3 separate regions of the Mus musculus genome follow, and all the other regions are linked to region 2. A link is a loop called in an ENCODE intact Hi-C map of the cell type or tissue named here. Cell type or tissue: heart. All regions are shown on one strand. Links, peaks and the distances in the headings refer to the core of each region. The heading gives the core; the rest is flanking DNA.

The links. Peaks named below come from ENCODE experiments on the same cell type or tissue, not always from the same donor. Only the 100,000 strongest peaks of a DNase experiment are listed, where the experiment ranks them.
Region 1: a loop joins it to region 2, with 10 times the contacts of the local background. A loop is called at or near these places in 6 of 42 quality-filtered maps.
Region 3: it touches region 2 in a loop (10-fold over the local background); 12 of 42 quality-filtered maps call a loop at or near these places.

What each region holds. Positions count from the first base shown.
Region 1 is chr2:113,844,735-113,852,978 of GRCm38, forward strand. Arhgap11a (Rho GTPase activating protein 11A) reads right to left here and starts at 3,927. Exons shown (of 12, transcript NM_181416.3): 1 at 3,227-3,927; 2 at 521-591. The coding sequence starts at 3,355. In heart, for the core only: no CTCF peak of the experiment used is centred there; DNase peaks (open chromatin) are centred at 3,487, 3,997 and 4,257; H3K4me3 peaks cover 3,241 bases; H3K27ac peaks cover 2,203 bases.
Region 2 is chr2:114,651,630-114,659,873 of GRCm38, forward strand. It overlaps Dph6 (diphthamine biosynthesis 6), which reads right to left and starts at 3,335. Exons shown (of 9, transcript NM_025675.5): 1 at 3,202-3,335. The coding sequence starts at 3,224. In heart, for the core only: a CTCF peak has its summit at 3,522; DNase peaks (open chromatin) are centred at 3,092 and 3,302; H3K4me3 peaks cover 1,792 bases; H3K27ac peaks cover 2,052 bases.
Region 3 is chr2:115,577,190-115,585,433 of GRCm38, forward strand. It overlaps BC052040 (cDNA sequence BC052040), which reads left to right and starts at 4,527. Exons shown (of 11, transcript NM_207264.4): 1 at 4,527-4,796. The coding sequence starts at 4,696. In heart, for the core only: a CTCF peak has its summit at 4,553; a DNase peak (open chromatin) is centred at 4,502; H3K4me3 peaks cover 2,747 bases; H3K27ac peaks cover 3,101 bases.

The sequences.
Region 1 (8,244 bases), core at 1,385-6,384, 810 kb before region 2:
GGAGGTTCAATTTTACCAACAAACTAATCTCAACCAATTTGAACTTGAAACTCAACAACCAGCACCAAAAAATTAGAAAGTACACCAGCTGCAAGCAGTGACATAGCTGTACTGACAGTGATTAGATGTCAGCCCGAGGAACAGGGTGACTGGCGGCTGGGTTTGTGTTTATTTCCAGGCAGCCAAGAGATGACAAGAGCGTCACCCATTCCTCCTGGGTCTAAGACTTGTCACTGTTATAGCAGCAGGAGTATGTGTATGTGCTGGTGTCACAGCACCCACACTGGAGGCCAGAGAACAAGTCTGTGAAGCTGCCTTCTCCTTTCACCTTTACACACGGGTTTGGCAGCAGGCTTATGCTGCCGGCACCTTTACCCACTAAGTCATCTTTTAGCCCCATAATAACAGGCAACACTCAGAGAGGAAATAATGTGGATGTAAGCAAATGTACACAGCAGCTGTTTTGAAACTATTTTTCAAACCAGTTTGAGATATTCTCTCCATTTTGAAGTCAGCTTACCTTGGAATGTGTCCAAATTCTGGAACGACTGAATGAGGCAAGGAATTAAAGGGTACTCCAAATACCTTACCCTAAAATGACAAGCTTGGTTATTCATAAACTCAGGCATGAAGGAAAATCTTTAACATTAGGCAAATAAAGATCTTAGGAATGAAAACGTTAATAAACTCCAAGCTATCAATCAACCAATACAGAACAATTAACTGAAGTACATTTACTCGCAAGTAACTCCAAGAATTATGCTAGATGTTTTGAGTAAAAAGACACCAAGATTAAAACACTGCCTTCAGATACTCTAGCGCATTCAGCCAGTCATTGACCTCATTAGTGCTTAGACCAGATTTATTCCAAATATTAACCCTTCCCTACGCGACACATTTCTTCAGTGACCTTATTTTTACTCCTCTCTAGTCATCCTACAAATACCAATTTACACAAAAGACCAAGTCAGCTGGTAAATCAAGCAGTAACTCCTGAGTTCCTGCCGCATCTGAGCACTTGTTAAAATGCATCAGATGTGGGTATTTGAGACCTTGATTTTTACCTTTTCCACGCTGTACAGCAAAGTGCTTTGCAGCTATGTCCTGAGGTACACAAGACCAAGATTGCAACATTTAAGGCAATTTTCATTTAGCTACCTCCAGACTCACTTTTTAAGAACATACATTCATAGTTCAACACCAAGGATTCCCAAAGTACTCTCCCGGTTTTGGTGCTTTTTGCCACTGTGCTCCTACTATGAATTTCTTAAAACCATGTCACTAATTACAAAGCTGTGGCTTTACAATGGATTGAAAAAGTCAAGCCTGTATATGCCTGCACACTCAAAATTACGTCAGTGCACCTAACTCCTGCTGGTTTAGTTGAGATGCACCAGCTCTCCAGATTGCTTGCTACTCAGGTCCTTCTGCTGGAGAGCACCATGAGGCATTGCTGATTCAACCCAGAAATGAAATTTTACTGTCCTGTCTCTAGCGCTTGGCTTGTTTGACAAATATTCTAAGCAAAATGATCACCAAGTCAAGAACAATTAAAAATTAGCTCCCACGGGCAAGACTGCCAGCTTTCAAATGCTAGCTTTGTCTAACTTTTAGCTGTGCAATCTTAATCAAGCCATTTAACATTCTCTGTCTCTTATATCTGAGCCTGGATCTTATGTCACTGTGTTATAGGAAATTTGCATCTCATTAGATTGTCACTAGCATTCACAGATGAGTTTATACCATACAACTGTTAATTAGGACATGGGTAACTATCATAGTTGGAAAGGAGGCAAGTGAAAGGTACTGTGTCAGGCTTACCTACAGAACTTACCAGGAATTACCACTTTATAGAACAGAGATGGGAGCTTAGTGAGCATAAACAAGCAGTCCACATTCAGTTAACTGCAAAGCGCAAGTCAAACTCCTGCCTGTCTCTAAAGGCAAGGGTCGGGATTTGTTTGTTAAGGAATGAAAGAAAAACAGCAAATACCCATTTTTAAGGTTGTGGAAAGCCAGTTTTACCAACAGAAGTATCCACCGTAATTTTTAACCATAAACAAACATTAAGTCAGTGTGGTGATACACCTTTCTAATCACAATACCAGAGAGGGGGAAATTGGAGGATCAAGAGCTTTAGCCAGCATCAGTTAGTGAGTTCAAGGCCAGCCTGAATACATAATACAAAATTATGGAAACTTTTTGTCTTCAAATACTACAAAGTGCTAGTAATAAATTACTCACATACCTTTGTTTTGTTTTGTTTGAGACAGGATTTCTCTGTATAGCCTTGGCCTGGTACTCACTCCCTAGACCAGGCTGGCTTTTGCCCTCCCAAGTGCTGGGATTAAAGGAGTGTGCTACCACCCAGCTCCTACTTACTTTAAAATGACTTATTCAGTTTTTCACAAAGTCTTAGAGATAAGATCTCAACCCAAATCTCTTGACCTCTACCACTAAATCAAAAAAACAGCTTATTGGGCCAGTGACAGTTAGACGAGTGAAGCGTTTGTTGCTAAGCCTGACAACCTGAGTTTGATCTCCAAGGTCCACAAACAGGAGAGAATTCATGCAAGTTGTCCTTCTGACCACAGATGCATGGCATGGCATGGCATAGCATGGCATGGGTCCAACAGTGCACACACACAAAAGTAACTGGGGAGCAGGGGGTGGAGGTGAGGATCCTGAGACTTTAGCAAAAGTGAGTGATTAAAACAACACAAAACAAAAAACTTCAACCAACTCTGGTTTCTCAATTTGCTTGTTAAAAAAACAGCTTTGTTTTGTCAAGGACAAATGTTGATGTTGGGTGGGTAATGTCTACTCTGCTAAAGAGATCAGAAACTGCGAAAATGTCGGGCAGCAGGCCTCTTCGTAAATTGCTGGATACAGAAGGATCCTATGAAGCCTATTTCTAAACTTGGCCTGACTGTCTCCCTAATGATTCGTTTGAAATGTTCTGACTGCCCACCCCAGCCTGACAGGATAGTGTGTTCCCCTCCCCCACATACTGCTTGTTTAAAACACGACAGATTACCAGATCGGTGGCACAGTATTTAAGTAGGGAGCCTGGTATCCTATTCCTAGCACTGTAAAACAAAACAAAAACCCACGGCAACATAGGGAGGCACGTCTGATCATCACCACCGAGACTGCATTCTAACCACGTGTCTTTCTTATCCAGAATAAAATGGGTATGCCCTTGTCCCAACACGTTGTAACTTACCTTTATTTCCGTAGCTGCAGTTTCATGTCTCCTGCGATCGCACTGACCGCGGCCACCCTTGACCTTAATGCCATAGACAGCTCGAAGCTGCTGCAGCAGGGCCAATCTGACCAGTCTCTGATCCCACATCCCGAACACGTCGCCTACTCTCCGAGGCCGACTCCGGGTCCTGACTTTCTTTGCCACCAACCAACTCTTCCACTTGCCAAACGCCCTCAGGCTCGCTCTGCTCCGCTGCCTTCCAGCCACCTCTGGCACTCTTCCTCCACTTTCCCTCGATCCACTTACACAGACCTTCTTCTCTCGCGCCTCTCTTCACTCTTGTTTCACTTCCACCAGCCTTCTTTCCGGGTCGCTCAGCCCTGTCAGTTACTTCCACAAACTTCCCTTTTTTCTGACTCTTCCGTTTCCCCAGACTAACGCCTGCAGCTAGTTTCTCGCTTCCGGACACTTCCACTTATCCTCTTCCCCGCAGGGTGGCCTTCCCCGCTCTGATTTCTTGAGATGGAAATGCAACCTTAAGCTACTCCCTCCAGCCGGGCCAGCCGGCTGCTCAGGGATCCCCAGTCCCGGTCCCTGCCCGGGCTGGTCCCCGCCGTCACCCCGTCTCACACGCAGCCTTTCCCCTAGCCCATCAGCCTTGCCTGTGGCCCCGGCCCGCTAAAGCTTAGTGACTCGGCTCCGCCAGCGCCCCACCTTCTCGGCACACATCAGACCCGACGCGACCGCACCTGAGCAGTGGCTCAAATGCCAGCGCCAAACAGCGCTCCGCATCCGATTGGCCCGCTCCTGTTTTCAAAATGAGGACCCTTTGGGGTGGCCAGGAGCTGCCTGTCTAAAAGGTTCCGGCAAAGCCGAAAGCACAGCGAGCGTTGAGATCAGGGTTAAGAAATGTGAAGAGAGTGAGTTCCTCTTTCTCTTTGCCTATTTCTTTGGAAGAAAAATGTCAAAAACGTGTTCAAATATGTTTGCTTTGCTCTTCGGACAATATACTTCGGAGATCCGAATAGACAGCTCATAACCTCCCCCCACTTCCGCCCTTTCATTTCTCCACTAAAGCTAAAGGTCCCGTCATAGGGAAAACCGATTCTACGGAAGGCGGGAGGAGTCAAGTTTAGTTATGAATCACAAACGCCGTTTGTTGTTGTTGTTGTTGTTGTTTGTTTTGTTTTGTTTTTGAGACCCGGACCCAAGGTCTTAGAAGGGAATTGGAACTGTGAGCCATTGGTCCTTCTTTGGGAGACTGGTGGTATTATTAAATTTTCTTACATAAGGTAATTAAGGTAATTAAGCACAACAAAGATGACTTGTCACGAGAGAGTAGTGGAGGAATACGGAGCTGTAGGAGGCAGCTGCAGCAATAGTTTACCTCTGTGGGACTTGGTTAAAGGACCAGAAGTCCTGTTTGCCATTGCCATTACTGAAACCTCAGCTGTCTGATTTAAATGCATGACATCACCTTCTCCTCTTGTTTCCCAGAGCTGCCTTTCCTTTTCCAAACACCAGTAATCCTACTCTCTCTCTCTCTCTCTCTCTCTCTCTCTCTCTCTCTCTCTCTCTCTCTCTCTTTCTCTCTCTCTCTCACACACACACACACATGAGAGAGAGAGAGAGAGAGAGAGAGAGAGAGAGAGAGAGAGAATGTGTATGCATTCAGTCATAACTATAAAAATAACTTATGTTGTGTATATCCTTCTCTAGGCCACGTTGTTCTGGTTCTTCGATGGCTAAGAATTCCTTTTAAGGTGCTTAGGTTAGCTTTTGAATATTAAATAGTGCTTTCTATTTACATCCATGTATGTATGCACTGGATAGTTTTTATGTCACCTTGACACAAGCTAAAATTATCTGAAGGGAGGGAACCTCAAGTGAGGAAAATGCCACACGTTCCAGCTGTAGGGTATTTTCTTACTAAGTAATTGATGGGGAAGACCCATCCCATTGTGAGTGGTGCCATCCATGGGCAAGTGGTTTTCGGTTTTGTAAGAAATCAGTTTGAGAAGGCTATAATGAGTAAATCAGGAAGTAGCACTCCTCCATGGCCTCTGCATCAGTTATTGCTTTCAGGTTCCTGTCCTGTTTGAGTTCCTTTCCTGGCTTCCTTCAATGATGGACAGTGATGTGAATATATAACGCTAAATATCTCTTTCTTCACCATGTTGCTTTTGGTCAGTGCTTCATCACACTGATAGTAACTAATTGGGAACAGAAGTTGGTCCCAGGGAGTAGGGTATCATTGTGACAGGCTTGGCCATGCTGTTATAGGAATATGGTAGATGTTAGGACTTTGGACTAGAAAGGTAGTTGAACATTTGAAATGGATATTACTGGGTCTTCTTATTGGGAACATGGAACACAATGGTGCTGAGAGCAATGTAGATGATGATGGCCCAGCCCAAGAGGTTTCAGAGAAGCAGAAGTGTTTCAGGGTATTTGAACACATTGTGAAACCCAAGATTGTGAACTAGAAAAACCTTGTGGTGTGGCTCAGCCCTAACACACACCTTTAATCCAGAGCTAAATAAAGTCAACCCTAGGTCAAGAGGCAAAGCAAGTAACCAAACTGACAGGGAGTGAACATAAATAAATAAACAGAAGCGTCCTTTGAGTTGAAAGGTGCACCATGGAGAAAGAGAAAGGCTTTTTCCTTTTGGGATGTCCCTGAGTAGGATGGTCAGCTAGGTGCGTTCTCTGCCATTCGGAGTTAGTAGGTTTTTTGGCTCCTGAGTCTTCATTTAGTAAAACAGGATGATTGAGATTTTGTTTTTAAAACAACAAAAAATATTATGACATTTTGTGGAAGGATGTGTCTGCTTTCTGCCTTTCTCAAAAAAAAAAAAAAATCTGCCCAAGGATAAAAGGTTTGGATTAGTGGCATTGACCAAGAAGACTGCAAGACAACTTAGTATTGATTGTGTTGTGTGTTTATTAGTGGTCACTCTTATGCAGATATATAATGAAAAGGAACAAGCTGGACAAGGGGAAGTGCAAAATGTACAGTTTGAGAAGAAAAGAGAGTGTACTGGAGCTAAGTCTAGTGCTCCAGGTGATAAAATGTTTAAAGAAAGCCTGGTGGTAAATAGAATAAAGGAAGTAGTGACTTTAAGGAAAGGTCCCACCCAGATAAACTTTCAACTTGTGAAAAGGAATTAAACAAAAGCAAAGGACCCCTTCAATAACAGAAAGTTTATGTAAATGTAATTGAAGAAAGGGTACACAGGGATTCTTAACTTTAGCCATATCATTCTGGCTTTAGAATCAAGGATACGAGACAGGAGTTATGGAATAACTAAGGAAAGTCACTAGGGCCAGACATATGTGGAGGATGTCTCTACATGGATGCCTAGAGAGGCCATTGTGTGAAGTTGTTGATGTAATCTGAATTGTGTTGGAAATTCCAAGATGTTGGAGATGTCAGAGTTATGGGAGTCCTGTCAAGGAGAGCTGCAGAGCTGGTGTGGAACCAGCCCAGGAGAGAGAACAAAGTGCGCTCCTGTCATTCAACAAAACTGAAAGGAGTTGAAGAGCTGAAAAGGGCTTTGATATCAGGCATAGAGACGTAGCATTTGGAGTTTGTCCTGCTAGGTTTTGGTCTTGCTTTGGTTTAGTATTTCCTCACTCTGCCTCTTCTGCCACCCCCTCTTTTTGGAATTGTAATGTATATTATGTGCCATTGAATGTTTGATATTTGTGATCTGCTTTTTTTAATTTGGATTTTATAAAGGGTTACAGTTAGCCAATTACCTTGAGTCTGTTGAAGTCCGCCAAAAGACCCTCACTCACAGAGACCAACAAGAGGTTTTTATTATTTGATCCAACATGTTGGGGAACCTCCCCCCCCAGCACGCAGGCAAGAGGAGAGACCCCAAACAAACAAAGAACACACTTTTTATACCTTGTAAGGAGCAGATTTATGCAACAAGGCTAGCTGGCTTATTCTAATTGGTGCAGCAAGTAACCCTTTCAGGCATTGGTTGGTTTGCATAGGGTCACTACCTTTGGCCTAGTCCCTCACTCTGCCTGCCCTTATGGTTTTTTTCTCAGCATTGTTTAGTCAGCCAGCTTCCTTATCAGACTCTGCACTTGGCCTGCTAGTATAGTTTGAAAAGTTCCTTCAGAGGGGGAAGGGGCTGAGTGGTCTTGAATTTATTTTGGATTCTACAAGTCTCAGAAGAGACTTTTTGAACTCTTTTTTTTTCCATTTTTTATTAGGTATTTAGCTCATTTACATTTCCAATGCTATACCAAAAGTCCCCCATACCCACCCACCCCCACTCCCCTACCCGCCCACTCCCCCTTTTTGGCCCTGGCGTTCCCCTGTTCTAGGGCATATAAAGTTTGTGTGTCCAATGGGCCTCTCTTTCCAGTGATGGCCGACTAGGCCATCTTTTGATACATATGCAGCTAGAGTCAAGAGCTCCGGGGTACTGGTTAGTTCATAATGTTGATCCACCTATAGGGTTGCAGATCCCTTTAGCTCCTTGGGTACTTTCTCTAGCTCCTCCATTGGGAGCCCTGTGATCCATCCATTAGCTGACTGTGGGCATCCACTTCTGTGTTTGCTAGGCCCCGGCATAGTCTCACAAGAGACAGCTACATCTGGGTCCTTTCGATAAAATCTTGCTAGTGTATGCAATGGTGTCAGCGTTTGGATGCTGATTATGGGGTGGATCCCTGGATAAGGCAGTCTCTACATGGTCCATCCTTTCATCTCAGCTCCAAACTTTGTCTCTGTAACTCCTTCCAAGGGTGTTTTGTTCCCACTTCTAAGGAGGGGCATAGTGTCCACACTTCAGTCTTTATTTTTCTTGAGTTTCATGTGTTTAGGAAATTGTATCTTATATCTTGGGTATCCTAGGTTTTGGGCTAATATCCACTTATCAGTGAGTACATATTGTGTGAGTTCCTTTGTGAATGTGTTACCTCACTCAGGATGATGCCCTCCAGGTCCATCCATTTGGCTAGGAATTTCATAAATTCATTCTTTTTAATAGCTGAGTAGTACTCCATTGTGTAGA
Region 2 (8,244 bases), core at 1,368-6,367:
GAAGAGAAAAGTGTAGATGCTTGTTCAGTCCTTCATAGAAGGGGGAAAAAGTACTCACCGGAGCAAATACAGAGACAAAATGTGGAGCAAAGACTGAAGGAAAGGCCATTCAGACTGCCTCACCTTGGGATCCATCCCATATACAGTCTCCAAACCCAGACACTATTGTGGATGCCAAGAAGTGCTTACTGACAGGAGACTGATATAGCTGTCTCCTGAGAGGTTCTGCCAGAACCTGACAAATACAGAGGTTGATGCTCGCAGCCAACCACTGGACTGAGCACTGGGTCCCCAATGGTGGGGTTAGGGAAAGGACTGAAGGAGCTGAAAGGGTTTGCAAACCCATAGGAAGTACAACAACATCAATCAACCAGACAACCCCCAACCCCCAAAACTCCCAGGGAGTAAACCACCAACCAAAAAGTACACATGGAGAGACCCATGGCTCCAGTTGCAAATGTAGCAAAGGATGGCCTTGTTGGGCATCAATGGGAGGAGTAGCCCTTAGTCCTGTGAAGGCTTGATGTTCCAGTGTAGGAGATTGTCAGGGTGGGGAGGCGGGAGTAGGTGGGTGGGTGGGTGGGTGGGGGAGTGCCCTCAGAGAAGCAGGGGAAGGTGGAATGGGATTACATTTGAAATGTAAATAAAGAAAATATCCAATAAAAGAAAAAAAGAAAGAAAGCTCTGTTAAAATAGTTTTACAAGATCAGGTGTACTGGCTAGTTTTGTGTCAACTTGACACAGCTGGAGTTATCACAGAGAAAGGAGCTTCAGTTGAGGAAATGCCTCCATGAGATCCAGCTGTAAGGCATTTTCTCAATTAGTGATTAAAGGGGGAAAGGCCCCTTGTGTGTGGGACCATCTCTGGGCTGATAGTCTTGGGTTCTATAAGAGAGCAGGCTGAGCAAGCCAGGGGAAGCAAGCCAGTAAAGAACATCCGTCAATGGCCTCTGCATCAGCTCCTGCTTTCTGGCCTGCTTGAGTTCCAGTCCTGACTTCCTTGGTGATGAACAGCAGTATGGAAATGTAAGCTGAATAAACCCTTTCCTCCCCAACTTGTTTCTTGGTCATGACGTTTGTGCAGGAATAGAAACCCTGACTAAGACAGTCAGGTAAATAAATAAATAAATAAATAAATAAATCCCAGGCCTCATCTTTTCAGATATGCGCCAAAGTAGGTCTTCATAACTTTCTCTATTGGATCCTATTACTATGTTCCCCCCAAAACAAATAAACAAATGCTCTAGAAATACGTTAGAGATTCAAGGGTGAACATCCATAATCACCTCCTAACTTTATGGTTTAAAATATGTCAACTCTTTAAATATCCTTTCAAAGTATTTCTCAAGCTGTGTTCTACAGAACACAGAGTACTCAAAGAACAAAAAGCATTCAGGAACAAAGAATTTTTTACTGTTAATTATTATGATGATGTTATTCATTTCCTTTGCATCCTGATGCCACCTCTCCTCGCTCCTCTCCTATGAGTACCTCCCTCTCATGTAGCTCCATCCACCATACCACCCCTTCTTTGCAGAAAAGGGGAGGCCTCCTAAGGACCAACCAGCCTTGGCATATCAAGTTGCAATAAGATTAGGTGCTTCTTCTTGAGACTAGACAATGCAGCCCAGATCGGGCAGAAGATTCCAAAGGCAGACAATGCAATCACAATATATTTGGGTTTCTATGCTTCAGAATAAATTTAAAATAGCCTGCCTAGATAATCTACAAGCTTCCATTCAACAGGACATCTTTTTTTTTTTTTTTTTTTTTGAGTTTTTTTTAGTCTTTGACTTAGTGATATAAAAGAATGTGTTTCATTTTGTCCTGGAAATACATTCATACCCTATCAACTGTTGTACACACAAATTCAAATACATGCATGTGGGTACACAATGCACACAGATTTATCAAACTGAAGCTTAAATATATGGCCATGTTATACACAATCATACACAGTACATGTATATTTATTTTGTGCATTCTTATTTCCTAATATACAGCTTTTAATTGTATAATTTCTCAAACAGCACCTCTAAATTCCTATCCACTGAGTGTTTTGAGGAACACACTCCACTGAGACTTTCTTCTCTCCAGTTTCACATGTTTTACTACCCTGCTGAGCTTCGGTAAACTAAGTTCCATGGCTGCCTTCCTGGCTCACATTTAATTTTTATCTCTCTTCACCAAATAATCGTGATGGTTAAAGTTTTATTCCCTTTATGTGTAAAATTTATTAAATTATGGTGGGTTTTCATTTCCTTAAAATGGCACAGAATCAACAGATCTGGCATTTTCCTGCCACTAGAGAAACTGGCTTACCTAGACTGTCACCCACTGTCAACTAGCATCAGTTACCTAGGGCATTAACAACAAATGTGTACGTGTGCTTCACTAGGCTAACAAAAAGAGACTGTAGCAATAAAGTGGAATTCACACTTTTTTGAGGTCTAAATCTCAAGAAACAATACACTTAAGGGTCTTAAACTAATATTGCTATGCCCCTTATCACTGCCAGGCACTGAAACAGATCAAGGATAGCTCTGCTTATCAGCTATAGTATCTGGGCTTTTAAGTAAGTTACTAGATTTCAAACTACTTTTGGAATATGACTTGGGTTGCCCAGGGTCAGTAAGGCAAATTTGTATCCAACGCACTCCAGAGCATCTAGAAAAACCTAGCTTATTTTCAACTCAACCAGGAGGAAATACATCTGTCAGTAGCTTGAGTTCCAACGGAGGTGTCTGACAACATAGGAGCAAAGCAATCTCAAACCATCTAGGGGATCCTACAGCTCTCCCGGCAAGCCAGAGATGTGAGAAGAGAGTGAGGTTGCAATCCTCCTTCCTGGAAAGGATCAAGACTGAGGAGAATTATAGAGGACAAAAACTGCTAACAAGTAAGTGAAGTTAACAGCGGCTCTCAAAGTTCAGAGCAAATAAAAGTCCAACAGGCGTGGTGACCATGCGCCCACGGAGGAGGAGGAGGACCCAGGAATTAGTGCTGTTTAGCTTTGCCAAGCTGCCAGAGAGGAGGCGCGTGGGGCCAGGGAGCCCGAGCAGATCGCCCCGCCTCTTCCGGTGGCCGTGGCGCCGGCCGGCCCACGCGGCGCCCCAAGAAGTGGCTCCGGATGTTTCTACAGTGGCCGCGTCAGGATATAGCCTTGCCCAAGAGTAAAGCGATGGCCCCAGTCCTCATTACCTGATCAGGGCCGCGACCCTCATTCTGGGCGCAGTGTGCGTGCGTACGTGCGTGCGTGCGGTAACCACAGACGCCAGGCCCGGGATCCCGCGGCGACTGGACCTACACGCGCGGTCCTCGACCTGGTGTCTGCTGCGCTGCCTGCCCTCGACCATGCCTACTGCCCCTTCAGCACCTTGCTGAACACCCGGGTGTAGAGGCTAGGTAGTCTCAGCATCTGTTCCCTGATACATGGATATATGGCTCAGAATTTACAAAAAGAAAAAAGTTTAGGCACAGCCTAACCACCTAAGTAAGGGCAGTGAAGCTGCCAAGGGAAGGGCATGGTCCTTGGTAAACCGCTTGAGGGTGCTGGGATTGTCTGGGTAGTAAATTCAAAGTCACAAGTTCTAAGATTTGAAACACTACCTTGGAAAGGGGATTTAGTCTCTCTCCTCTCTTCGTCAACTACAAGAAAGAAATCTTTTCGCCCTTCCTACCCCCCCTCCAAAAAAAAAAACCCACTAACCCCTGATCACTTTTAACTTCGAGGTTTGCATCTCTGCCCATTGAACCAGTGAGGCTACATGACCTCCGCCTCCTATACTGTGTTTTTGCATTTTCCCAATACAGAAACTGAAAAACTTGCACTCCAGAAAGCAAAACGAAAATCTAATTTAAAATACGTTTGCCAGTACTTAGTTATTTGAATGTACTAAGCACTCTTTGGAGCTCCTGGGATCAACTGGTGTACGATATAGACCACCATGCCTACCTACATCCATGAACAAGGAGTTTGTGTAGAGGTGTAGGAAGAAGAGAATTTAAAAAGAGAATTGTATGTTAAAGTGAAAAATACTGTACCAAAAGAGAGAGAAAGAGAGAGACAGAAAAAAAATGCAGAAATAGAGGGTACACGTGGCATTATTGGTGAGTTAAACTAACTTAAACATATACATCTTTGAATATTATTCATATGTAAAGAATGTATATATATATATATATATATATATATATATATATATTTTTTTTTTTTTTTTTTTTTGAGACAGGTTTTCTATGTGTAGCCCTGGCTGTCCTGGAACTCACTCTGTAGACCAGGCTGGCCTAGAACTCAGAAATCCACTTGCCTCTGCCTCCTGAGTGCTGGGATTAAAGGTGTGCGCCACCACTGCCTATGTATATACACATTATATACATGTAATACATATATATATATATATATATATATATATATATATGTGTGTGTGTGTGTGTGTATATGTGTGTGTGTGTGTATATATATATATATATATATATATATATGTATATATATACATATATATATCTCCAGTGAATGCCCAAACTCCCAAAATCCGTCTTCCCAATGTATCCATGTTGAATAAATCTCCCTTTCTGATTTCTACTTTCACCTGGCTTTTTTTTTTCCAGCCTGCTGGTTCTGGCCATATTTATTTCATACATGTGGGATACACTGTCACTGCCTTTAGACACAGCCTTAGACAGCATTGGATGCCCACTACAGATGGTTGTGAGCCACCATGTGGTTGCTGGGAATTGAACTCAGGACCTCTGGAAGAGCAGTCAGTGCTCTTTACCGCTAAGCCATCTCTCCAGCCCTTCACCTGGCTTTTAAAATTGTATTTTAATTAAAGACTGCTGGCAGGACATGAATTGGGCACAGGTTTTGAACTGAAGGTTTGATGACAAAAGAACAGGTAACTGGAGAAGAGTAACCAGAATGCATGATGGAAGATGAAGTCTGGGTGGTGGAGAGAGAAGATCATCCAAGGTGGTGTAGGCCATCTCAGACTTTATAGCACAGGTATGGTTGAAGGTTTTATAAGGACAACAGGTTCTTATAACACTGCAATGTTGAAAACATCTATTAGGGAAGAAATCTATTTTAATGTTCCAGGAGAGATGATGTGATGTGATCTAAAAACAAGATGATGGATTTGGCAAAACATGAAAAGAATTAGTATTTTTAAAACAGTCAATATAGTTGAATAGACAGATATGGGTTACTAAAGAAAGCCATGAGAAATGAGAACAATATCATGAACTAAAGGTAGGATGTGTGAGACACCTCACATTGTGTGGGATACACATTAGCAATCCGTCTTGCCATACTACAAGTGCTTTCAATGGCTCCAAATAGTTGGTATGCGTCATCATGGCATTGATAATTTGCTATGAGTATCAGTATTATAATCGTGTGTGCAAAAAATAATCTGTGATTATAATTATTTACCAAATCAATTAAGTATTTGAGATGTTGGTGTCTGGTTAGAGATAAAGCATTCAAATTATACATTATGAATCATATGCTTTTCAGCCTATGAAATTTTGAAAGTAACAATTTATGTAATACATATGACAAGATCATTGGGAGTTGAGTCCATTGAACTGATGGGTAGTTAGAGTAGTATAGGACTTGAAAGATAAGGACAGGAGAAACAGATACATCTTCAAACAAAGATATGAGAGGTTAGCCTTACTGGTGGAGAGGTTATGTTGGTCAGAGAGGAAGACAAATTGGACAGTCAGGGTGATGCCCAGTTATCTAGAATCAGGAAATGCCACTCGAAGTAATAGCAATGACAGGAAAGTTAGTCTAGCTGTTTATCATCAATTTTAGAAAGCTGTGTAGATTATCAGTAATTAACATGTGGACTATTTTGATAAAATAAGCATCAAGTGCCTCAAAGACTCATTTTTTTAAAAATTTTCTACCATTTAAAATTGTTTTTCCTTGCCACATTTCAAGAGAGGGTGAGAAAAGAACTTGCTCTCCCTACAGCTGCATATTAAGAATTACATTTTGTTTCTCTGTGTTTAGCCTCATGCTAAGATAATCTCATCAAAGATACTTATTATAATGTGTATATACTGGGGCTTATCTATAAGTGAGGGGATAACATGCTCAGGCCCGTTACCAAGGTCAGCCAGTTTTCAGAGGTTTCCTGCTCCCCCTGCCACCTTTATGTTATCCTTTGTATTGTGCATTTTACCCCTAGGAAAAAAATTCTCAAAACTTTCAATTGAAGTCCTTTCAACTAACAGAATTTCCTAAATGACCTCATATAACAGTGCCAAATGTATTGTCTCCTTTTTTACAAACCTTTACCCTAAGCCAAAGTAATCCGTTAAAAGAACTGCAAAGTGAGCTTCCAGTGGCCTAGTTCTAATATCTCATTTGTACTCACTCTGTCTGAGGACAGTGCAAGAAAAGTCTGCTCTGGTGGGGCATTGGTAGTGGATCTAAAAGCACCGCAATCAGAGTCTAAGACAGTTGCCAAGAATGGTGGAGATCTAGCTGCTCCATGATGTCTGTAATTCCTTCTATCTATCTAAGACTGACCTGTGAAATGGAGGTTACCTGGAGAAGTGGCAGCATTTGTTATTGTACTTCATTCCAGTCCTCACCTGTCTACATGGTATATCTGTTTCTATCTACACCACATTCCCCATAACATCAGCAATTACTTAATCGTATCATTCTATGGTTTACCTGCCATTCCTAATGGGTTTTAGCCACTGCCCAGTAGATTATTTTAAATCTTGGTGTGCTGTATGTGTCATTTCACAGGTACAATTGGAAAAGGGCACCAAGTGGATCATCTGGGTTCTACGTGTGCGTGACTTTATCCCTAGTGAATTGAGAATCCTTACTCCTCCTCGTAACTCCAGCTTGAAGGTCCTTGCATGCAGAGTACTTAAAGTGACTCTGAATTCTGAAAGTCAGTGAATCCTTGCTCTGCCCTCTTTGCAGACTAAGACCTAGAAATATCTTGATAAAACTTTTGAAAGGTATAGAATAGGTTTCCTTAGTAGGTCCTTGGCTAATGTGCCTTTCAGCCTTTTGTTCTCAGATCCATGTTTTTCTCCTAAAGTATGTCATACATAGAGATCTGATTTATCACTTATGCCTATATCCTGAGGCATGACCACCCCACGCACCCTTCCAGATTCTCATCTGAGCTACTGATTTACATATGACTTTGGCTAGCTTCATTTAAATAAACACAATATTGTACCACTTAGATACTTTGCACCTGACCCAATTCTGTACTTCCTTTTCTGTGAAATGAGGGATTTTTTTGTGAATACTCAGCTCAAGGGGATTCCATGCCTACGATGGAATTCTGCCAATGATACCATGTAGAGTGGTGCAGACAGGGCAACACCAAGGTTTAGGGTATTTATTGTGCCTGGGCAAAGGTTCGGAGAAGCTTGAAAGTAGGGCCTGAATGAACCCTGATGAATCATTTAAGGATTGTCATCTGGTGACTTTCACCAGTGGTTTTAATAACTGATGTTGTTGGAAATAGCTCTGAGTTCATCTCCTCCCTGCCTGCCACAAAGAATCAGAATGACTCCAAACCACATGAGAATGAGCAGGAAATTTAGACTCTCACAATTGTGCTCTGCTCTAGCGAGAAACATACAGAGAAGAGTTTATTCAAACCAAGAATAGTATTTGAAGGAGGGCCAGCCTAAATTTGTGAATGTCTAACTCAAAAACAACATTTTCAAGGAAATGCTTTAGTTTACTTCCAAACACATGTACTAATGTTGATCAAACTAACATACTAATAGTGGATCCTGGCAAAGTGTTTCTTAAAACTCTCATAAGTTAATAGGGAAAACTTATTTTTAACTACTATCCATTTGTGGAGACATAATTTGCTCAGATTTTAAGAACACTTGATTTAGTAAAAACCCTATATACATAGTTTTCTACACAGATGCCATAGAGATAACTTCAACCCAGTAAATGTCAACAAGTTAAAAGGTTTCTTTTCACTATAGTGATTTTTATTTTGTAATTCAATGAATTGTTTTCCCCAAGATCCACCTTTCAAGCACATTGTGTGCTCATGTTCTATAGTTTAAAACTGTTACATACAAATGAATACTGCTTAGCTCATAGGGCCAACAAAGCAGGTGAACAGAAAACTTGTCTCAAAAAACCTCAGTCCTTTGCCAGTTTACTTAAGGAAACTCTCCACAGCCAAACACTGTTGCCGGTAATAAAAGCTTGCAAGCTGTCACTGAATT
Region 3 (8,244 bases), core at 1,491-6,490, 930 kb after region 2:
TATCGAGCCTGCTACACATCTGACTGGGGGGGGGGGTACATTATGGCCTTTAACATAATTGGCTGGTTCCGGGAGACAAACCGTAAACTTAACTTCAGCTTTTCTCCTGATTGGTGGTTGTTAGGAAGTGAAGTGGCAGAGGCAAATTTGCTAGGGAATAACCTGGAAACTGGTGCTAGATGCAAGTTTTGTTGGGGAGTAACCTTGAAAACTGGTAGACACAGGTCTTGTTGAGGGGTGGGGTAGCCTGGAAACTGGTGTGAGGTATTAGCCAGTTAGTTTACTTGAGTTCAACCTTTGTCAGGTCTTCTAAGATGGAGTCTGAACCCAAAAGGTTTGGTCTCTTATCTAAATATAGCAAACATTAAAGGCTGCAAAGAGTTATGCCACTTGACTGAGTCCCTTGTTAACAAACTTGCCAGCGTGTCTCTATCTTTTTACATTTCACTTTTCAGTAATTCATTTTTGATCTTATTTTAATAATTTGTCCACAATAAATGGAAAGAAAAGAGGTGGTTTAACATAGATAATTTGAGAAATGCTCTTCTAAAATGTGGCACAGTAAGTTAATAGAAACCACTTATAGGCTTTACCTTTGCTAAGTGGGTTTTTTTTTTGTTTTTGTTTTTTTTGTTTTTTTTTGACAACAAAGACCCAAAGAGGTGCCACACTGAACTGCAGGAAGATGTGGCAGTTTCGGTGTGTAGTGGATCTTGGTGAAAGTCCCGTGGACATTCCTCTGGTCTTAGACCACTGATTACAGACCTTCCCCCGACTGACTTCATACAGACACACACTCATCCCTATCTGTTTACAGTTGGTTTGTCTTTCTGTATATTTTCTTTCCCACTTTTTCTTCATTTTCTTTTCTTTTTTCTTTTGGTTTCTTTCGAGGCGGGGTTTCTCTGTGTAGCCCCGGCTGTCCTGGAACTCACTCTGTAGACCAGGCTGGCCTTGAACTCAGAAATTTGCCTGCCTCTGCCTCCCAAGAGCTGGGATTAAAGGCGTGTGCCCCCACTGCCCGGCCTTTTTTCTTCAGTTATTGAGTTGAGTAGTTGCCTCCCCTCTCCACAGCAGGTGTTTCATCTTCACTGATAATCAGAAGATTTTTTTTATTATTGTTTTGAGATTAGAATAAAATGACTACTTGCTGAAAGGTGATTTAAGCTTTGGTTCAAAAGAGAGATGACATAATATCTCATAATCAGATCAGCTTGTGTTCAAACCACCGTTTTACAATTTAGTAACGAAACATTCCAGGTAAGCAGACCTTAATTGTTTTTTAGGTTTATTTTATGTGTATAAGTGTTCTGCTCACATGTATGTATATGGATCATATGTCTGCTTGGTGCTCATGGAGGTCAGAAGATGACATTGGATTCTTGGAACTAGAGTGATGAATGGTTGTGAGATATCATGCAAGTGCTACTAACCAAACCTGGGTCTTCTGCAAGAGCAGCAAGTGCTCTTAACTGATAAGCCATCTTTCCAACCCGACCCATCAGCAGCAGCATCACCACCACCATCATCATCATCATTATTATTTGACTTCAGTTTCCAATATATAAACCAGTAGCTTTACTGGACAGTGTAACTGCCGAGATTCAGTAACATAAGGTATCAGTGGAATGATAATTGCCCATAACAGACTCTCAAAAAATTAGCATTCTTCTTTCCACATGTTCAGTTAGTAGACTTCATTTACTTTAAAATGGTCAGTGTAAATGTTGACAGAAGCCCTATGAAGAGCATCAGAGTTTTCAATATAATAAAAGTAGTGTGATCATGGTTTTAAAAACTTGCGCTCGATTTGGTAGGTTATTTGAAAATATGGCTGAGTCTTTCCAAGGCCACGAACTCCTTACTCTGCTTAGAACTCTGCTACAGTGGGAATAATTTCCCCAGCCGCCTAACTCTGCTCATTCTTAATTTTAACCCTTTGTATCAGTGCCTTTACTGAAAGGAGCACATGCCTCACATCCACACTGCACCCCTCTTTTAAAATGTTCAACATTCAACCATCCAGGAAGGGGGTGATGAGGGATGAGCGCAAAGCGGGCAGGAGCAGGAAGAAAAAAAGGGGGCCTCAAGTACATGCTCAGCCAAGTGCAAGCATTTCTGTTAGGAGGGGAAAAAAACCAATTAAGTCACAGCAGAAGAGCTCCGCCCAGCTCTTATTTTGTACCTAATACGTCACTGCAGATGAAAGCAGCACAGAACACTCTGCTTCTCCCAGTACTAACTTTGTAAACAACGACCAGATTTGAGTTAAAATAGTAGGCTGCCAGCATGTTCAAAATAAAAACAAGAAAAGAAACCTGGCCATTTCCGTAAGGGTTGTGAGGGCGAGGGCAGGACAAAAGCCAGGGAGAAGAGGGTTGCTATAAAAACAACTAGCGCAAACATCCTTGAACTGATGTTTTCTATAAAATCCCCGATGGCTGTGAACTGGAAGGAGCGAAGCTGTGAAGGGGAGAGGGATTGGGAGCCAAGTGCTGTCTGCTTCTCGTCAGTCAGCTTTCCTGCACAAGTCACGGCAGGGTCAGCAACAAACTAACCAGGTGGCAACTCCAGGCTCCGCTGCCATAAATAACGGTTATGCGCTAATGTCACACAACCAGATCTAGATGTAAAGCATATGGGAAGGAAACTTTCTGAGGTAAAGATCTAGAAACTCGCAGCGCTTGCTCAATTCAGGGACCGCTGTTGGTCCTGAACTTTGGAAACTGTCAAGAAAATATAGTGAAAACTAGAGGGGGAAAAAGAGCCCCTTGTATGTGATTTTTTTTTTTTTAATTAGAGTATTTACTTTAAAAAAAAAAAAACAGAAAAATGGACCCTTTGGGTTTAGGAGAGTGACTAGGAGATGAAGTGATTACGCATTGTTGAGAGGCAGCAACACAGCGTACCAATTTTCACTTAAATCCCACTCTGGCTATTGACTTGTTCTCATGACCTCCGGGAAGTTCCTTGACCTTTTATGCCTTTGTTCACTCTGAACAAAGGAAGGACGGAGCAATAATGGGGATAGAACCTGCGCCAGGGGAAGTTACTGGGATTAAGGGAGTCCTTACAAGAATACCAACAAAACACTATCTAGTAAACATCCTACCTAGTTTACTTAAGGAACTTAGTCTTTATAACCTAAGTTACGTAAATAATGTCTGTTGAATGCTATGCTAAATAAATGTCTCTTGTACTATCTTATTGTTTTTATTGACAGATGGTCATTGGACATAGTGCTGATTTCACAAATATAAATTCTTTCATTTTTATGTCCACACACTCCCCCAGTCTTATTGCTTTCTCAGTATTTCTCTGCGTTCTTTCTTGTACATATGTGTATGTATGTAAATGTGTGTGTACTTGTGATCTATGTAAAACTGAAGAGCCACAAGGGAGAGGAAGCAAAAGATATTGGTTTGAGTCCTTTTTCCAGATGTAGTCATTATTTTAATCTTTAAAACTGTGTTTCTAAACCACATTTTGTTTATTCTTTCATCTGTTGACTGACAACTACGGTGACTCCATAACTTGGCTCTATACTACCTTATTTAGTCTTAAAACCTGCCTCATGAATTACAAATTTTTATAGGTAAAGTAATTGAGGCTTTGATGAACTAAAGAATTTACCAATGGGGTCTTATCTAGGCCAACCTTCCAACTTACACTTTACACCAAATGAAAGCAGTAAACCGTTTAAACGTGCTAAAACCTAAGCAGATTTTCTTCCTTTTGCTCAAAATGGGAGAGAACACATATCATACGCCCACCTTAGAAACAAAGGTTTCAAAAAACCAAACCAAACCAAACCAAATATATAGATGCTCTAATATATTAACTCAGAAGTTCGTATTTCTACACATTATTGGGCACTCACTATTGTGGGGGCCAGGAATTTACTTCTTTATGTATGCGAGAGTGGAATTGACATTCTACTGCCAGTTGTTTTAAGATGCAGAATTTAAGTTCTCAACAAAACCAGCATTGCTTTCCACCAGAGAATTTAATGCAGAATTTAAGTTCTCAACAAAACCAGCATTGCCTTCCACGGGAGAGGCTGAAGAACTTTCCCAGCACAGGCGAAACCGCTGGTTTGCAGAGATCCTGTTCGCTGCTTAGCTTCCGCTCACCTTGCTCCTTTGCAGGCCATCTGCTCAGAGCGGCAGAACTGGGCGTGTCGGAAAAAAACACATTCAAATCCCGCGCTCCACCAGAGCACTTCCGGGTTTCCAACTCCAGGCTGGAAAAGCATCCCTGTGACCCGAAACGGGCCGTCTGTGTTTCTCGCAGCTGGCAGAGTGTCTTCAATGAGCGTCTGGGTTCCGATCTCAGGGAGGTGTTGCTGGGGACACCTGCCCCTAAAGACGCAAAAAGAATTCGGTACGCAGCCGCCACTTCCTGGTTGCTTTGCCCTTACCCAAGATGGCGGCTAGTTGCCTTCGGCCCGGCTTACTGCGGCTGCTCAGTACACTCTGCTGGCGCAAATAGTTCTACAGCCCGCCTCTCCCGCGGAGGTGAAGCCTGGGACGCTGCGTGTCTCCGCCCCGCGGTGCAGCTAGGGGGGTGTGCTTTGGGGGCATAAGGGATAGCTAAATAAGTGGAGGGCCCAGGGTCGTACCGCGCTCTGCCCTTCCCTAGGTTCTAGGCACCAAGCCCGCACGAGCCCAAGGGTGATTTTTCCTTGGGCCCAATATGATACTAACCAAAGCCCAGTACGAGGAGATAGCCCAGTGCCTAGTGTCTGTACCGCCCACTAGGCAGAGCCTGAGGAAGCTGAAGCAGAGGTTCCCCAGGTAAGTCCCCATCTCCAATTCTCACAGCATTTTACCTGCACCCCAGTTCCCGCCACCCTGGCAGTCATAGAAGCCACGTGTCACACACAAATGGGAGGAACAGAGTTAGGTCGAAGATCATGAGAATGCTCTCTTCCCTCCACCTGCCTACCATACAAAACATTTAATGGCTGAGGCTCCTGAAGTCACTCCAGGCCTTGGGAGTTGAATCCAACTCAGCAGATCTTTACTTGATACATATTGCGGGTATGAGAGTGTACACATATTAAGTAGGTGCTTCATAGATGACCAGTGGTTAATCCACAGATACTAGCAGTAAATAATTGGTAATGGGATCTTTGCAACGTAAAAAAACGTGAATTGGCGGTTCATCGCACTGGGGTGCTGCCAACTTGACACAGACACCTAGAGATGGTAGATCTAGAGTGAACAGGACCCTTTCGGATTGCCACTGGTAGCAAGAGGGCCCAGGCCCAAAGGGGGCCTTGTCTTGTTGGCTGTGCAATGAAAAGATTCTTTATAGAGTTGAGAACATTAGGGGGTCACACTCTTGAGTCTGGTCATTTGGATCTCAAGGTCTGAAGGTTTCTCATTGTGTGCATACGTATTCCCCATGGGTTTCATACTTTTCACTTTGTTGTGGGATTTTAGGATTTTCCCACCTGCTAGGAAAGGTTTCTTAGAGATTATATAACATAGATTTTTTTCCATTTATAAGATGTAAAAACTGAGACCCACTCATTACTTGAATACCTGTTCAAAACAACTAGGTCATCATAATTAATATGTTAAATAATACAGAACATTTTGTATATTTTTTTATTCAAAACATATTATGACATTGAGCATAGTTACTCCTAATGGAGAGCTTTCCTATCAATAACACATAGCCTTTGACCATGCATCACCAGAGAGATTTCATTGAGAAAGACAAGTTATTGGATAGTAGGTATCAATACAAATTGAAGCATATCTTTCATGACCTCATATTTGGTAGACTAATTTTCCTAGACTCTAAAGAGAAAGGCTCTCCTTCCAATATTGTCCATACTTAAGGACTTTGTAGCTAGGGGATTTATCATAGTTCCTGTTCAAGAGCAGAGTTGACAAGTTGGAATTTAATTATTATCACTAGTTTTTTTTGCATCCTTTCTAAAATGAGTGGTGACTGACCATCCAGGGGGAAAAGGTATAAGATGTAGGTATATTATCACATGTATGTTATATAGTATATGGAATGTTTTATATGTGTATACATTGCTAGGGAGTTTTGGAGCTTTTTTGATACATTGCTATCATTATGGACACATATTACTATTTTCAAAAGAACATATGTATGTATTTGGATCCATATGTGTCAAGGTATGTGTGGAGGTCAGAAGAAAATTTGGAGTTGTTTCTTTCCTTCCATCAAATGGGTCTGGCAGTGGAACTCATGTAGTTAGGCTTTTTGGCAAGTGATTTGATCTACGAAACTATTTTACCAGCCCCACCATTAAAATATATATATATATATATATATATATATATATATATATGTGTGTGTGTGTGTGTGTGTGTGTGTGTGTGTGTGTTCGTATGTATAGTTATATGTATAGTTATATCCTAGAGTGTTTTCTAAAATTTAAATTAAAGCTGAGAAATTAAATAAAATACTACTAAATTTGTTTTGAATAATAGTAAGTATATTGCTTGTTGACATTTTATCTATAATAGTCATAATTCCAAAAATGGTTGAGATACGGCTGTATACTTTTGCAAATCTCTTTAAGATCTGCCTTAACTACAAGAAGCTGCATCTATTTTTATATTTAACTAGTTGTCATATATTGCTGATAAAAGGATAAGAGGAGGGACTGGAAAAATGGCTCACTGAGGAAAGTGCTTGCTATGCAAGCATGAGGGGCCTGAATTTGGATCCTGTAGGAGGGAACCTCTTCAGGTTCCTTGTCTCCTCTGTTTAGCATTTTGGTCAAGGTCACATGCTTTGTCTTCTGGGAGCCTCCCCCATTCCATGTCTCTTGGACTTCCTAGAGATTCTCCACCTCCACCCACACCCACATCCATCCTTACCCCTGGGGCAGCTGCAGATTTCTATTGACTCTCCTGGCCTTCTGAGCCTCTCTCCTGTCTCTCTTCATGGGGTATCTTTCCTTGATTGGTGATTGATATGAGAGGGTCCAGCCACCCCTTGGTGGTCTTGCAATGTGTAAGAAAACAGATTGAGCAAACCATGGAGAGCAAGCCAGTAAGCATTGTCCCTCCATGGTCTCTGCTTCAGTTCTGTTTGTAGGTTGCTGCTCTAACGTTCCTTTGTGATGATCTGCAACTGTAAGCTGAGATAAACCCTTTCCACCCCTAGTTGTCTCTTTGGTCCCAGTGTTTTATTGTAGCAATAGAAAGCAAACTAACACGGGCCATTGCTGTGACACCCCCGATCGACCTCCTTGTAAGGAGGAGGGTTGCAATGGAAGCCCTGGCAGTGACTAGGTAGGTCATGGAGAGGCCATGTCTTGAAAAATATGGAGAGCCATAGGAGAAGATATCAGATGTGCCACCAAATGTACATGCATGCATGAGTGTACCTGCAGGCCTGTGGTCAGACACACAGATACATTACAACAGAAAAAGACAGGAAGAAATACTAAGGAACTCATAGGTAGTTGCAAAAGAAAAGAGTAACTTAATAGGCTTTTTAGATACTGTGGATTAAAAAAAACCCACTGTTGTGTTTTTATTACACAAAACCTAACAAATGCTAGTTTCTTGAAGGCTGACTGTAACGTGGGATAGGAAACTCATCAACTGCTTGTCACCGTCTTGCATTGTAACCCAGTGGCCTGTTTTGAAAGTTAGTGGGTCTTTTACCTATGCAATATTGATTTGAACCATACAAACCTTCAAAATGTTGTCACCTTTCATTCTATTTTATGAAAAAATCACATTTGCTAATCTCATCAGTGATCTCATTAGAAGTGTGTAAGATTTGAAGCTGTCAAGCTATAGTGATGGATATGAGCTTTCTAATATTTGAATTTTCCCTTGGAAGCTCAAATTTTACCATTGGCAACACTTGCTATTAGTTGTTTTCCTTGAAATGACAGGCTCACGTCATTTGTATCTGAGAAAAACGTCTGCCAGATACCCAAATCTGAATAATCATATTTCATTCATTGTTTATTCAAGTAAGAATTGTATTCCCTGGGAAAAAATGGCTAGCTCAGCTCTCCTTCAGGTGAGTTCCTCCACAGAGGTACCACACTATCTTGCTAAATGGTCTTTGTTTTGACTTCTAAATTCAGCATACAGAGTTTTAAGAGGATGTGGTTTAATATCACAAATTAGTGACTTTTCTAAAATGAAATAGCCATTTTATTTTTTTAAGCTGAGTGAACGTGACTTGGAATATGGCTGTAGTGCCCTGGCCTCAGTTTGTGGTTGGGTGTAA